Regions from separate parts of the Homo sapiens genome. Here region 1 is linked to region 2. Evidence: chromatin contacts called from ENCODE Hi-C or POLR2A ChIA-PET data. All regions are on one chromosome and are shown on one strand. Each heading gives the region's core, a stretch centred on a gene start or an enhancer-like site at or near the end of the contact. The rest is flanking DNA. Distances are from core to core; before and after follow the strand shown.

Region 1 (6,459 bases), core at 1,607-4,106, 230 kb after region 2:
CAGTTCTCCTGCCTCAGCCTCCTGAGCAGCTGGGATTACAGGCGTACCACCACACTTGGCTAAATTTTGTATTTTTAGTAGAGATGGGGTTTCACCATGTTGGCCAGGCTGGTCTTGAACTCCTGACCTCGTGATCTGCCCACCTCGGCCTCCCAAAGTGCTGGGATTACAGACGTGAGCCACCGTGCCCAGCCTCTTCTTGCTTTTATTATTATTTTTTTATTTTTCATGTTTCATCCAGATTGCTGGCTCTGATTTTTCTTTGAGTTCTCTGTATGTTTCACTGTGTGTTTTGTAACATTTTAGTTTTTCCTAAAACCAAAGGATTGATTAACCTTCAAAAGGCAGCACTTTTTGATGTTAGTCTGTAACCTTTTATCAAATCAATATTTCCCTAAATAGAGTTGACACACAGACATTCTAAATTATCTCCTAATAAATTGTTTTGACTTCGGATATTGAAATTGCAGGCCCATCTCCCCACCCATCTCAGTTTTCTCTCTTTTTTTTGCGTGTTTTGTAATAAGTCCTACAATGAAGTGTGTGTGTGTCTGTCTGTCTGTCCCTCCCTCCTGCCCCCTCTTTCCCCATTCCCCTGTGTGTGTGTGTGTGTGTGTGTGTGTCTGTGTGTAATTACAAAGAAGTTGTAAAGGCCTTTTAAAGTAGTTATGATGTGATTTCCCCTCCTTTTTAAAAATAAAGTATTTTAAGCGTAAGTAGTAACATCTTAGAGGGCAGGTACGTGGAGACTTTGACTTTCTATTTTATCTATCTTTAAATTTTTTTTTTTTTTTTTTGAGATGGAGTCTCGCTCTGTGGTCCAGGCTGGAGTGCAGTGGCGCGATCTCGGCTCACTGCAAGCTCCGCCTCTTGGGTTCACGCCATCCTCCTGCCTCAGCCTCCGAGTAGCTGGGACTACAGGTGCCCACCACCACACCTGGCTAATTTTTTTGTATTTTTAGTAGAGACAGGGTTTCACCGTGTTAGCCAGGATGGTCTCGATCTCCTGACCTCGTGATCCACCTGCCTTGGCCTCCCAAAGTGCTGGGATTACAGTTGTGAGCCACCGTGCCCAGCCTGAATTGTTTAAATGTTTACAGTGAGCATGTTATTTTTATGATACATAGTAATTTTTGATGAAAACATTCTGAAGGCTGAAAAGAATGTCCTGTCTTTTGAAAATAAATCCATCTTTGTGCTGATTAACACTGGAGGCTAACCAAAGCGTTATAATAAAATATTACATTTAAAACACCTATGAAAGTGGCTAGTTCAAGAATATAATTTGCCTTGAAACATAGCTTGAGATGGAAGTATACTTCTAGTAATGAAAGATCTTGCCTTAGTAATAAATGAAAGTAAAATATTCCATTATTGTCCCTTCATAGAAAACAAATACAACCCTAAATGACATTTTAATTAACTAGTGATTTTCCTCTAAAGCTGAGATTTGTTTTTTTAAGACCTATGTAGGATTGGCAAATAGTGTACAAAATCTGGACATCCTTTGAAGATAATTGTTGGGGTGGGATGGGGGCATAGAGTACTGTTTTATTGTGTTCATTTTTATTAATGAAACTGTGAATTTAGACCAAGCAGTGATTTCATAGTGGAAGATGGAACAGGATGTTTAGTGGGTTTTGTATACTATTTTTGTAAAAGGCTTTGGTGCAGAATCTTTCATAAAATGAAATCTATTTTCAGCATGTCTGTTATTTATTTTTAGAATTCACAGCAAGAGTTCTTGTTTGAAGAACTACAAACCTTTATTGACTCCAAATTTGACTCAGCTCTGTTATATTTTCCTTTTCTTTTTCACTGATAAGGGAGGGTACTTTATAAAGTAGATTTGTCATTAAAAAAGAATAATACATTTACCTGATCAGAAGTTCTTTTGGGTTTAAAGAAAAAAATTGCAGCCCAGATTGCAACAAATGGTCTGAGTTATAATATGTTATGTCTTTCTTTTTCTTTCTCTCTTTTTTTTTGTTTTGTTTTGAGACAGAGTCTCACTCTTTTGTCCAGGCTGAAGTGCAGTGGCACAATCACAGATCATTGCAGGCTTGACTTCCCAGGCTGAAGTTATTCTTATACCTCAGCCTCCCAAGTAGCACTCACCATCGTAAGTGGCACGTGTGTGTGTCCATCATAAGTGGCTGGCACGTGTGTGTGTGTGTAGATGGTGTCTCCCTGTGTTGCCCAAGCTGGTCTCAAACTTCTGGTCTAAGTGATCCTTCTGCCTCCACCTAGCAAAGTGTTGGGATTACAGGCGTGACCCACCATACCTGGCCTCTTTCATTTCTCGTCAACCAAGAATTACTTTCTAGCAGCAGGTGTCCAGTATTACCAAATGGAATAGCATATTTGAAAAGAAGTTGTAGACTTTTAATTTAATGGGCTTCATTAGAGAATTCTGACACCCCCCATCCCCCAGCCTGGCCCTGCCCCTGGCAACGCCTGTCAAGGTAATCAGTTATTTTTATTGGACTTTTTCTAACAGTCTCCCTATTCTGAAATACTCTCAAGCTATCTCTAGACAGATGAGATTTTATATTCTAGAAAACTTAAATTACTGTCCTAATGCTAGTTAGTACATATAGTGGTTATACTGGAAAAACAGAGTGAGAACTAGTTGAAGAGGAAAAAAATCTGTTGTCTACTGTCCTTAGTTGTAATTTTTTTTTTTTTTTTTTGAGAGGGTGTCTCGCTCTGTCGCCCAGGCTGGAGTGCAGTGGCGCGATCTCTGCTCACTGCAAGCTCCGCCTCCTGGGTTCAGGCCATTCTCCTGCCTCAGCCTCCCGAGTTCCCGAGTAGCTGGGACTACAGGCGCCCGCCACCACGCCCGGCTAAGTTTTTGTGTTTTTTAGTAGAGACGGGGTTTCACCGTGTTAGCCAGGATGGTCTTGATCTCCTGACCTCGTGATCCGCCCGCCTTGGCCTCCCACAGTGCTGGGATTACAAGCGTGAGCCACCGCACCCGGCCCTGTTGTAATGTTAGGAGGAAATTATATATTTCATAACTTTGGAACCATGAACACAGCACTGGAATCCTAGGGCATACAATATTAAGGGAGTGATATCCTCCCAAGGGGGTGAAAATTGCCTTTTGGGACCAAAAAAAACTTACAGTGATATATAAAACACAGTTACACAAATTTGTGGTATATCTGTGGTATTAAAGTTTCATGAAGTGAGGAGTGAGTAGAGAATAATGTCTGAAAAGGCTCTTTGGGATATGATAATGGAAGAAAAGGCTGAGAAACACTGCCTTAGAGGTGTGGGCTGGAATATAGCGGAGCACATTTTTAGCATTAAATCTCTCCTTCCTCCTCTAAAATGCTCATGGTGAAATTCCTGTGCCTACTCTTTGTTCTCTTCTGATTAAATACTCCTGTACACATAGAGACATTTTACACATATACCAAATTTGCACACTACTATTAGGTCCCCAAAACCCAGCAGTGGGTGTATACTTCTGCACATAATCCTATTTCCTATTAGAGTCTGAATCTGAAGACTGAAAATTTGTTTCCTTTAACCCTATCATAGACACTTCATAAGGAAGAAAAAGACACCAGATTTTTAGAGACTTTGATGCGAAACTGAAGTAATAAAGATATTATTTTTATATTTTCCATCATTTTTTCTCTTAGAAGGTGACATCTGTGTGGGACTGGGCTTGGCTGGCCCAGCAAACACTTTTAGGGTTTCTTTTTGGATAGCTGATGAAACAAAGTTCCTATTGTTTCATCCTCAAAAGAGAGGGCCCAGATGGGATGCATTCCACTTTTAGCTTAATAGGAAATGAAGTAATTCTTGGGCTGTGCTTCAGCAGTTTTGTTTATCAGTAGCAATATTTCGTTTCCATGGGTGCGGTGCTCCATATAGTGAGAAGGAGCCTGCAGGAGAGCTCTCCCAACCTCGCACACACACACCTCCTGACCTGCCAGCATAAAAAAGGTGCAGATTAGGTGATTTTAAGAGGGTCATCAGTAGTTAAGTTTTTGTTTCTCACCTAGGTGCTCCTTGTGTTTTTGTTTATTCTTTCCCTCCTCACTTAATTTTTTTAGTTCTATAGTGCCAATGGCAAGCTTTGTTGGGCCATGCTGGAGAAGCTCTTTGTAGAGTATTAGGGATCTGTTTTCCTTGAGTTTCCTAAACAGAAGCATTTTAATAGCTAATAATAAAAACTACCAGTTTTAGTTGCCCATTTTATGCCAGATACTTTGTGCACAGCTCTAATGTTTTTAACAATCCGTAAGGTTGATGGTGTTCTCATTTTGTGTACAAGGAAAACAGGCTTCAAGGTTGAATGACTTTCTCAGGATAACCAAATCTGTTGCAGTGGAGCTGGAGTTCAAACCTAATATTTTCTACTTGACAGCTAATTGCCAGCATACTTGATGAGGATCCCTACAGTTTACTCAGCTGGGAGCAGACTTCTCCCACCCCATAATTTATATTTGTCTTGTAAGTGGACTTGATAGTGTGAGAAGTTCAGAAATTAATTCCTAATTTAAAATACGGAATTAAAGTTTGGGCTGTGTTTCTTCCAATAGTTTCTCTCTCTCCTTCCCCTCTCTAAATCCTCTAGAGTAGCTGCCTTCATAAGTTCAGTAAAATTTTCAGAACTTCCCTTTTTAAAAAAAGATTGGGATTTTTATTTTCCTTTCTTGTTACCAGGAAATTTAATCAAAGGAAAAACACCATGGAACTAACTGAAAATCCTGCTATTGTTCTTCCTACTGCAGCTTCTGTTTTTATGCAGAAAGTTAGATTGTGGTTATTATATCAAATTGGATACAGTTTCTCATCCCCATGTCTTTGCAGTGTAATTGTAGACATTGTTAATAACCCTGCAGTTGGCCAGGCACGGTGTAAGGTGTAATCCCAGCATTTTGGGAGGCCTAGGCGGGCGGATTACGAGGTCAGGAGGTCGAGACCATCCTGGCTAATGCAATGAAACCCCATCTCTACAAGAATACAAAAAAATTAGCGGGGCATGGTGGCGGGTGCCTGTAGTCCCAGCTACTCAGGAGGCTGAGGCAGAAGAATGGTGTGAACCCGGGACGCAGAGCTTGCAGTGAGCCGAGATCGTGCCACTGCACTCCAGCCTGGGAGACAGAGCGAGACTCCGTCTCAAAATAAATAAATAAATAAAATAACCCTGCAGTCTTTATGTACAAAGGTAGTCATATGACTAATGACCCTGTTGCAAATAGTCATGTCTCTAGCGCTAATTTATGATAGTAAGAGGTTTGGTGTAGGCATACGCGGTGTAAAATTATTGAGTCTGTATTATGTAACTTTTTAAAAAATGCTGATTTACCCCCCAGGTGCTTTATCAGAAAGGTTATAGGAATTAAAAAATAATCTTGAGAGCCACTTGAACCTAATGGAAAACATTAATGTGAGAGAGTAGGCCTGCCAAACTGGTGTGGTTGATTTCCGGACAGTAGGGTGAGGTACTTTATTCTTGATCAGTAGTAACGCTTCCAATGTACTCTTAAGTTTAATAAAGACTAATCCAGGAAACCCTGAGTTCCCCACTCATCTTTTAACCCTCAGGTTTTCTTTTGAAAAAGAAGCCTCTAATCGTACCAAACAAATTCCAGATTTATGGCATATTTTACTTATGATGATTCATAGTTTCTTCTTCAGATTTTGAATTCGTGTCTGAAGGGAAAATATTGGATTAACAATTGGACAGTTTCTCAGGTATCTCTTTCATGGCTATTTCTGACATTCTGCCTTCTCGGTTATACAGTTTGATTTTAGTTATACACAGAGCTGACAGTAGCTCACACATCCATCCATTCACCTGCTAACAAACTCTGCTAATGCAGCAGAAAGAGATAAGCATACTGTTGTTGCCAAGCACAACCCCCGCGCCCCAACACACACCCATCCCGCGTTGTTCTGTTTCTCTCCCTGTCGTTCGCCCTCATCCCATTCTGCCTGAGTAAACAGTCATTTTAGCAATTCGGGACAAATTTCTGTGCTGATACTTACTTTGGCACTTCACAGTTTTGGGTAAGGTAGCATTGCTTCACCATGGCTCTTTGCTGTGTGAATGGTGTTTACTTTTAGTGGTATTGTGACTCCCTTTCTGATTCAAGGGTTCAGGTTTCTCATCTTTGCATAGGCCTGAGGAAGGAGATCAATAAGAAAGGAAAAGGACTGGTTAAATGGATAGGGCTGTGGATATTCTGTTTTACATAGTGTAATCTCTCTTCTAAGGCACTGTAAATTTAAGGTTTGAAGGCATAATTCAATTTGGATCTCAGATTACTTGCATCATCATCATCATTGAATTGTGAAATTTTGACATTTATTGACATTTATTCATATCTACCTCAAAGGACTTTCAGAAGTTTACAGATTAGCTTAATTTTGGATAAATGGGACAATGCTATATATTGATTCTGTTGACGAACCACAGCATTTCTTCTTTAAAGC
Region 2 (7,142 bases), core at 2,954-5,453:
GGTTGGTGGCATAGTGGTTCAAGTTTACTACTTAGAGAAGCTGATTACCACTCAGAGGACTGAAAATTGAAACAGACATGTTTCTTTCTGAAGTGTAGCACAAAGATAGGGAGGGGGAAGTTAACATTTACCAACCTTTTATTTGTTCTTTGAATTTTTTTTTTTTTTTTTTTGAGACGAAGTCCTGCTCTGTCACCCAGGCTGGAGTGTGCAGTGGCGCGATCTTGGCTCATTGCAACATCCACCTCCTGGGTTTAAGTGATTCTCCTGCCTCAGCCTCTGGAGTAGCTGGGATTACAGGCACACGCCACCATGCCCAGCTAATTTTTTTTATTTTAATTTTTAGTAGAGATGGGGTTTCACCGTGTTGGTCAAGCTGGTCTTGAACTCCTAACCTTGTGATCCTCCCTCCTCAGCCTCCCAGAGTGCTGGGATTACAGGCATGAGCCACTGCGCCTGGCCTGAATTTTTTTTTTTTTTTTTTTTTTTTTTGAGATAGAGTTTCACTCTTGTTGCCCAGGCTGGAGTGCAGTGATGCAATCTCAGCTCACTGCAACCTCTGCCTCCTGGGTTCAAGTGATTCCCCTGCCTCAGCCTCCCCAGTAGCTGGGATTACAAGCACCGGCTACTATGCCCAGCTATTTTTTGTATTTTTAGTAGAGACGGGGTTTCGCCATTTTGGTCGGGCTGGTCTTGAACTCCTGACCTCAAGTGATCCACCAGCCTCGGCCTCCCAAAATGCTGGGATTACAGGTGTGAGCCACTGCGTCCGGTCCTGAATTTTTTAACTGTATATAATTATTAAAGATGTTTTTCAAATTAATTAAAAATTTAAAAGTAGACACTGTCCACTGTGTACAATACAGCAGATCAAAGACTGAAAAGGCACAATCTTCTCCCTCAAGGAGTTCCCAGGATCCTGAGGAAGATGGGACTCTAAACAAAGAGCAGCAACACTGCGCTGGTAAATAAGAGAGCACAGTGCGACTGCAGTGAAAAGGAGAAGGGCACTCAGTCCCTAGATTGATCGGGGAAGATAACAGAGGCTGGGACATTCGAACTGAGTCTTACAGTACAGGAGCCTGAGAACAACTTCTTTCTCCTGCCCCAAATCTTTACAAATGGAGAACGACTTGTTTAAGCCTATAGCTACCCTAGAAAGGAAAAAGGAGTGCCCTTGGTGGGTGGGTATATTAGTCCATTTTTGCACTGCGATAAAGAAACACTTGAGACTGGGAAATTTATAAAGAAAAGAGGTTTAATTGGCTCATGGTTCTGCAGGCTGTATAGGAAGCACAGCGGCTTCTGCTTCTGGGGAGCCTTCAGGAAGCTTCCAATCATGGCGGAAGGTGAAGGGAGACAGAGGCACTTCAAATGGCCGGAGCAGGAGGGAGACAGCGGGGAGGTGCTACATACCTTTAAACAACCAGATCTCGTGAGAATTCTGTCACGAATACAGCACCAAAGGAATGGTGCTAAACCATTTATGAAGGATCCACTCCCGTGATCCAGTCACCTTCCACCAGGCCCCACCTCCAACACTGGGGATTACAATTTGATACAAGACTTTTGCAGGGGGATAAATCCAAACTACATCAGTGGGTAACTATGGTAAACAGCCCAAATGCAAGGGGTATTCAAGTGAAGAAGACACCCACAGCCTGAAATGTACTCAGAAAGCTGCTGCAGCACTTATGGGCATATACCCCAAAGAATGGAAAGCGGGAATTCAAAGAGATACTTGTACACCTATGTTCATGGCGGACTTACTCACAATAGCCCACAGGGTGGAAGCAAACTGAGTGTCCACCAACAGAAGAATGGATAAACCAAACGTGGTACATGCATACAATGGAATATTATGCAGCTTAAGAAAGAAATCCTGGCACAGGCTACCACATGGAAGAATCTTCGAAACATGATGCTAAGTGAAATAAGCCAGTCAGAAAAGGACAAATACTGTGTGATTTCACTTACATGAAGCACCTACAGTAGTTGAATTCATAAGACAGAAAGTAGAAGATGGTTTCCAGAGGCCTGGGGAGGGGAATGGGGAACAAGATCCCATTCATGTAAGGGAGATAAAACACTAAACAAGACTATGCTCCCATAGGAACACCCATATTTCCTAGAAGATCTGGAAGCATACTCCTGACTGAGGTTGTCTTTGGGGAAAAGCTTGAAACCTGTAGTAAAAGGAATGTTTAGCATTACCTGAGTGTCTGGATTTTTTAATACCAAGAATGTATTTGGGCATTCATACAAGAATAACTTCAGTTTAAATGAGAAAAGTTGGCTAGGTGCAGTGGCTCACACCTGTAATCGCTGTGCTTTGGGAGGGTGAGACAGGAGGATTCCTTGCAACATAGCAAGACTTTGTCTCCACAAAAATAAAAAATAATTAGCCAGATGTGGTGGCACATGCCTGTAGTCCCAGCTACTTGGGAGGTTGAGGCAGGAGGATTGCTTCAGCCCAGCTTTTCAAGGCTGCAGTGAGCTATGATCTCACTACTGCACTCCAGCCTGGGCGACAGAGTGAGACCCTGTCTCAAAAAAAAAAAAAAAAAAAAAAAAAAAACAGAGAGAGAGAGAGAGAAAAGGATGGCACAATAGTTTCTTAGTCTTAACCACACGCGTTAACAAAAATAGTAGGGTCTATTTTATTTGACAACACCCACCAAAAGTTCAAGTTCTATTAGTTTTCATATACTTAAAAAAAATGTTTCCCTCGGAAACATCACCTTGACATATCTTGGGGGAAACATAGAACGTGGAGAATTGTTTCTGTTGCTCTCCCCCACCCCACTCCATGCCAACATTCTGCATCTCTGTGCTGAACATCAGGGAGCCACCGGCCTTGTCAGCCTTCACATTAGGCCTGCCCTCTCCCTGCTGCAGATCAGCAGCCTGTCTCGGCCTGTTGGAACTCTCCCTTAGTGTGTTGGAGACGTTGAGACATTGTGACAAAAGTATGGAACCAGGAGTCAAGGAAGCTTCAGTCCTGGCTCGGGCTACTTATTTTTTGTTCAAAGTTAGCTTTTCATTTAAATGTCTGTGTTTCTGTTTCCTTGTTTAAAAAATGTTATAATATATGGCTATCGTAAAGTTGTTGCAAAAACTCAAAGGAGAATACAGACATTTAAGATAGTCTGCATGGGCCGGCATGACGGCTCACGCCTGAAATCTCAGCACTTTGGGAGGCTGAGGTGGGAGGATTTCTCGAACCCAGGAGGAGGCTAGGCTACACTGAGCCATGTTCATGCCACTGCACCCCAGCCTGGAGCCTGGGTGACAAGGCAAGACTTTATCTCAAAAAAAAAAAAAGACTTTTTTTTTTTTAAGTTCTGGGATACATGTGCAGAACCTGCATGTTTGTTACATAAGTATCCATGTGCGGCCGGGCGCGGTGGCTCACGCCTGTAATCCCAGCACTTTGGGAGGCCGAGGCGGGTGGATCACGAGGTCAGGAGATCGAGACCATCCTGGCTAACACGGTGAAACCTCGTCTCTACTAAAAATACAAAAAGAAATTAGCCGGGCGTGGTGGCGGGCACCTGTAGTCCCAGCTACTCGGAAGGCTGAGGCAGGAGAATGGCGTGAACCCGGGAGGCGGAGCTTGCAGTGAGCCGAGTTTGCGCCACTGCACTCCAGAGCCTGGGAGACAGAGCGAGACTCTGTATCAGAAAAAAAAAAAAAAAAAAAAAAAGTATCCTTGTGCTATGGTGGTTTGCTGCACCTATCAACCTGTCATCTTGGTTTTAATTCCCGTATACATTAGGTATTTGTCCTAATGCTCTCCCTCCTCTTGCCCCCTACCCCCCAACAGGCCCGTGTGTGATGTTTTCCTCCCTGTGTCCATGTGTTCTCATTGTTCAACTCCCGCTTATGAGTGAGAACACACAGTGTCTGGTTTTCTGTTCCTGTCTTAGTTTGCTGAGGATGATGGTTTCCAGCTTCATCCACGTCCCTGCAAAGGACATGAACTCATTCTTATAAAAAAGACATTTAGTCTTTGGGAAATAAATACTGAAGATTAGCTTCAAATGGACAGTGGTTTGGATGTGATTCTTGCATCTCTGACTAAATCGTAAACTTATCCAAGTCATTGTCCACTGTGGCTCCCACAAAGCTTTCAGGCCTGTCTTCCTTGGTGATCTTGCTTTGATGTGCTATGAAAGACTGTCCCAGCAGATGGCAGAAGAGAACTGAGTCAGGAAAAACCAGCCTGGGTATTTCAGTGTGCACTGTGCACTGGGTAAAGCTTCTGCACCTTAATGTCCCTGCCGCGGTAGCGCTACACGTCGACTTCACAATCGCTGCTGAACTTCCCTAATAAAGGTGGGTCAGCAAAGGCGTGAGGGTTACCACTCTATCCAAACACCATGTCACTGAGACTCACTTAGGAAGAACATTCATTTCCTGAGTACTTCCGTAGTACTGGAAACGGGGATGAATACAAAATAGTCCCTGTCCCCACAGAATTCATAGTCCAGCTGAGATCAAATAAGGACAGAACAATTTGCATTTTGCCGGGCTGTCCTCTAATGACAATAATTTCCTGAATGTTTTCAGGTTGCCTGTTTTAGCCATATGTTCTTCTCTGGCCGCTTCTCTCCAGCCCCAGCCTCAAGTCCAACTCATGATCTCTGGCCTAGGATACAGCAACAACCTCCTAAGGGAGCTGCCTCTGCTCTTATCCACCTCCAGTTTATTCTCACCGCATAGACAAGATAATGTTTTAAAAATGCAAATGCGATTACACTGTATACCACCTACTCAAAAGATCTAATGGCTTTGTATTGACCTCATAATAATACCCCTGCCCTTAATCTTACTTAAAAGGCTTTTTGTGATCCGATCCCTGTTTTTCTTCTCCTAACTTATCTCACCCTCTCCTCCTGCAATCAACTCAAGAGGCTGACTTTCAGTTTCCCAAATGATTTTTATCCCCTACCAGATTTGCCCAAATTGCTTTTCTCTCTACCTAGAATGCCTTAAAACTAAAACTCACTCCCTCCCATCTACCCATCCTCCTTAACTTGGCTAACTAGTATTTATTCTTCTGCTCTCAGGTTAGATATCCTTTCTTTTGGGAAACTATCCCTGACAGTATAAGGCTGGGCTGAATAATCCTCCTGAGTACTCCAGAGCACCCTCTGCTTCCATTCCCCTCGCATTTACCGTATTTCTTCGTAATGAGTTTGCGTATCTTCCCCTGTCTACTGTAAATTCCTGGCACATGAGGACTTCCTCTCGCACAACAATGTATCCCCATTTCTTGACACAGTTCTTGGTACAGAGCCGCACTCGATCAAAACTTATCAAGTAAATGAATAAATCAATCATAAAACACAATTGATACCATCCAAGAAGTCATAAAATTCTTGGGGCACAAGGTCTTAGGAGAGTAGATCTTTCTGTGTGTATCAGCCATATCCCTTTTTTTTTTTTTTTTTTTGAGATGGATTCTCTCTCTGTCACCCAGGCTGGACTGCAGTGGCACTATCTCGGCTCACTGCATCCTCCACCTCCCGGGTTCAAGCGATTCTCCTGCCTCAACCTCCTGAGTAGCTGGGACTACAGCCACCCCCCACCACACCCAGCTAATTTTTCAATTTTTAGTAGAGATGGGGTTTCGCCATGTTGGCCAGGTTGGTCTTGAACTCCTGACCTCATGATCTGCCCACCTTGGCCTTCCAATGTGCTGGGATTACAGGTGTGAGCCACCATGCCTGGCCAGCCATATCCCTTTTCATCAAGATGTTGTCAACCATACGCTCTCAAATCAAGTTGTGACCAGGTGCGGTGGCTCACGCCTGTAACCTCAGCACTTTGGAAGGCCAAGGCAGGAGGATTGCTTGGGCTCAGGAGTTCAAGACCAGCCTGGGCAGCATAGGGAGATCCCATCTCTACAAAAATCATTTAAAAATACTAGCTGGGCGTGATAGCATGCACCTGTGGTCCCAGCTACTCAGGCGGCTGAGGGGGGAGAATCATCTGACCCCAGGAGGTCAAGGCTACAGTGAGCCATGATTGCACCACTGCCCTCCAACCTGAATGACAGAGCAAGACCCTGTCTCAAAATAACCAAACAGAACAAAGACAAGTCGTTGTTGTTTTATGCAAACAGGCTTTGAACTTGGAGCAAGTCACCTAGTCAATCTTCTTATCCACAGCAAAGGAGTTCTGAAACAAACAAACAAACAAACAAAAGCAATTTTTACCTTTCACAGTGTTTCTTGTGTCATCCCAGATGGTTAAAATGAAAAGGCTTTAATGAAGGGACTATTCACAGAGTTTCTGGACTGGATAAGGTAACAAACAAGGTATGGTAGGACACCTAGAGACTAGCAATGGTGAGAAGCTATTACTACCCTCCCCGCTTCCAGGGCCTATTGAGACAAGGGAAGGAAACACTTATCAGAGCCCAGTGAGTAAGAGTTGTACCTAGGATGCAGCTACAGTTAGATATAGCATGCCAAAGCAGGAAGAGAGCTGGAAAGAGCTACCCTGACCTCTGCTGAATCCCACCCTCCCATCTTCCCACAGAGCCTCCCACTGGCTGAACCCCAAAAGCCAGCTAGGAAGAAAGCCTGGACAGTGCAGTCCACTGGATTCAGTGGAGCAGGGAAGAGCATGAAACTGGGAGGGACCCTAGGCCCACAAATAACCAGCATCACACATTACGCATTGTCTTCCTGCTATGACAGATGAGGACTCAGCTCCCTTACCTGCAACCCCCCACTCAATATAGTTCTGGCACTATTTTTAGTAGCTGTATTTTAATAAGCACCTCAGCCAGCACCTGTGAAAGCAGGACTGCATCCTCTCTATGTCCTTAGAAAAATGTAATTAAGAAATAGAAAATACAGAGATTTAATTATCAAATAATTTAAATGCACAGAAAAATCCAGAAATAAATATAACAGACACCCATTTGTGGTCAACCCAGATGTAACACATTAACTTTTAGTTATGTGTTGTTTCAGAATTGTTATTTTCTGTTTTTTAAGGAAAAAATTGCAGATACAGTTAAGATCACTCTCATAGGCCGGGTGCAGTGGCTCATTCCTATAATCCCAGCAGTTAGGGAGGCCGAGGCAGGCAGATCACTTGAGGCTGGGAGCTCAAGACCAGCCTGG

Evidence for each region. Hi-C counts contacts between places; a loop is a spot of excess contacts on that map. ChIA-PET counts read pairs that join two places held with the same protein, here RNA polymerase II (POLR2A). Pooled maps may share reads with other maps.
Region 1: a loop to region 2 is called in a pooled map, with 2.3 times the contacts of the local background. The contact joins two enhancer-like sites. A Hi-C loop is called at or near these places in 4 of 50 pooled maps. POLR2A ChIA-PET finds 5 or more read pairs at or near these places in 2 of 52 experiments (H1 and activated CD4-positive, alpha-beta T cell).

What each region holds. Positions count from the first base shown.
Region 1 is chr15:85,524,280-85,530,738 of GRCh38, forward strand. The region is part of intron 3 of AKAP13 (A-kinase anchoring protein 13); the gene reads left to right. Among named protein-coding and RNA genes, the nearest start is that of AKAP13, 150 kb to the left of the region's middle. Within about 2 kb of position 2,857, at least 10 of the 41 ENCODE cell types and tissues checked have a DNase peak (open chromatin) inside an H3K27ac peak, as active enhancers do.
Region 2 is chr15:85,292,553-85,299,694 of GRCh38, forward strand. No RefSeq gene overlaps it. Among named protein-coding and RNA genes, the nearest start is that of MIR7706, 84 kb to the right of the region's middle. Within about 2 kb of position 4,204, at least 3 of the 41 ENCODE cell types and tissues checked have a DNase peak (open chromatin) inside an H3K27ac peak, as active enhancers do.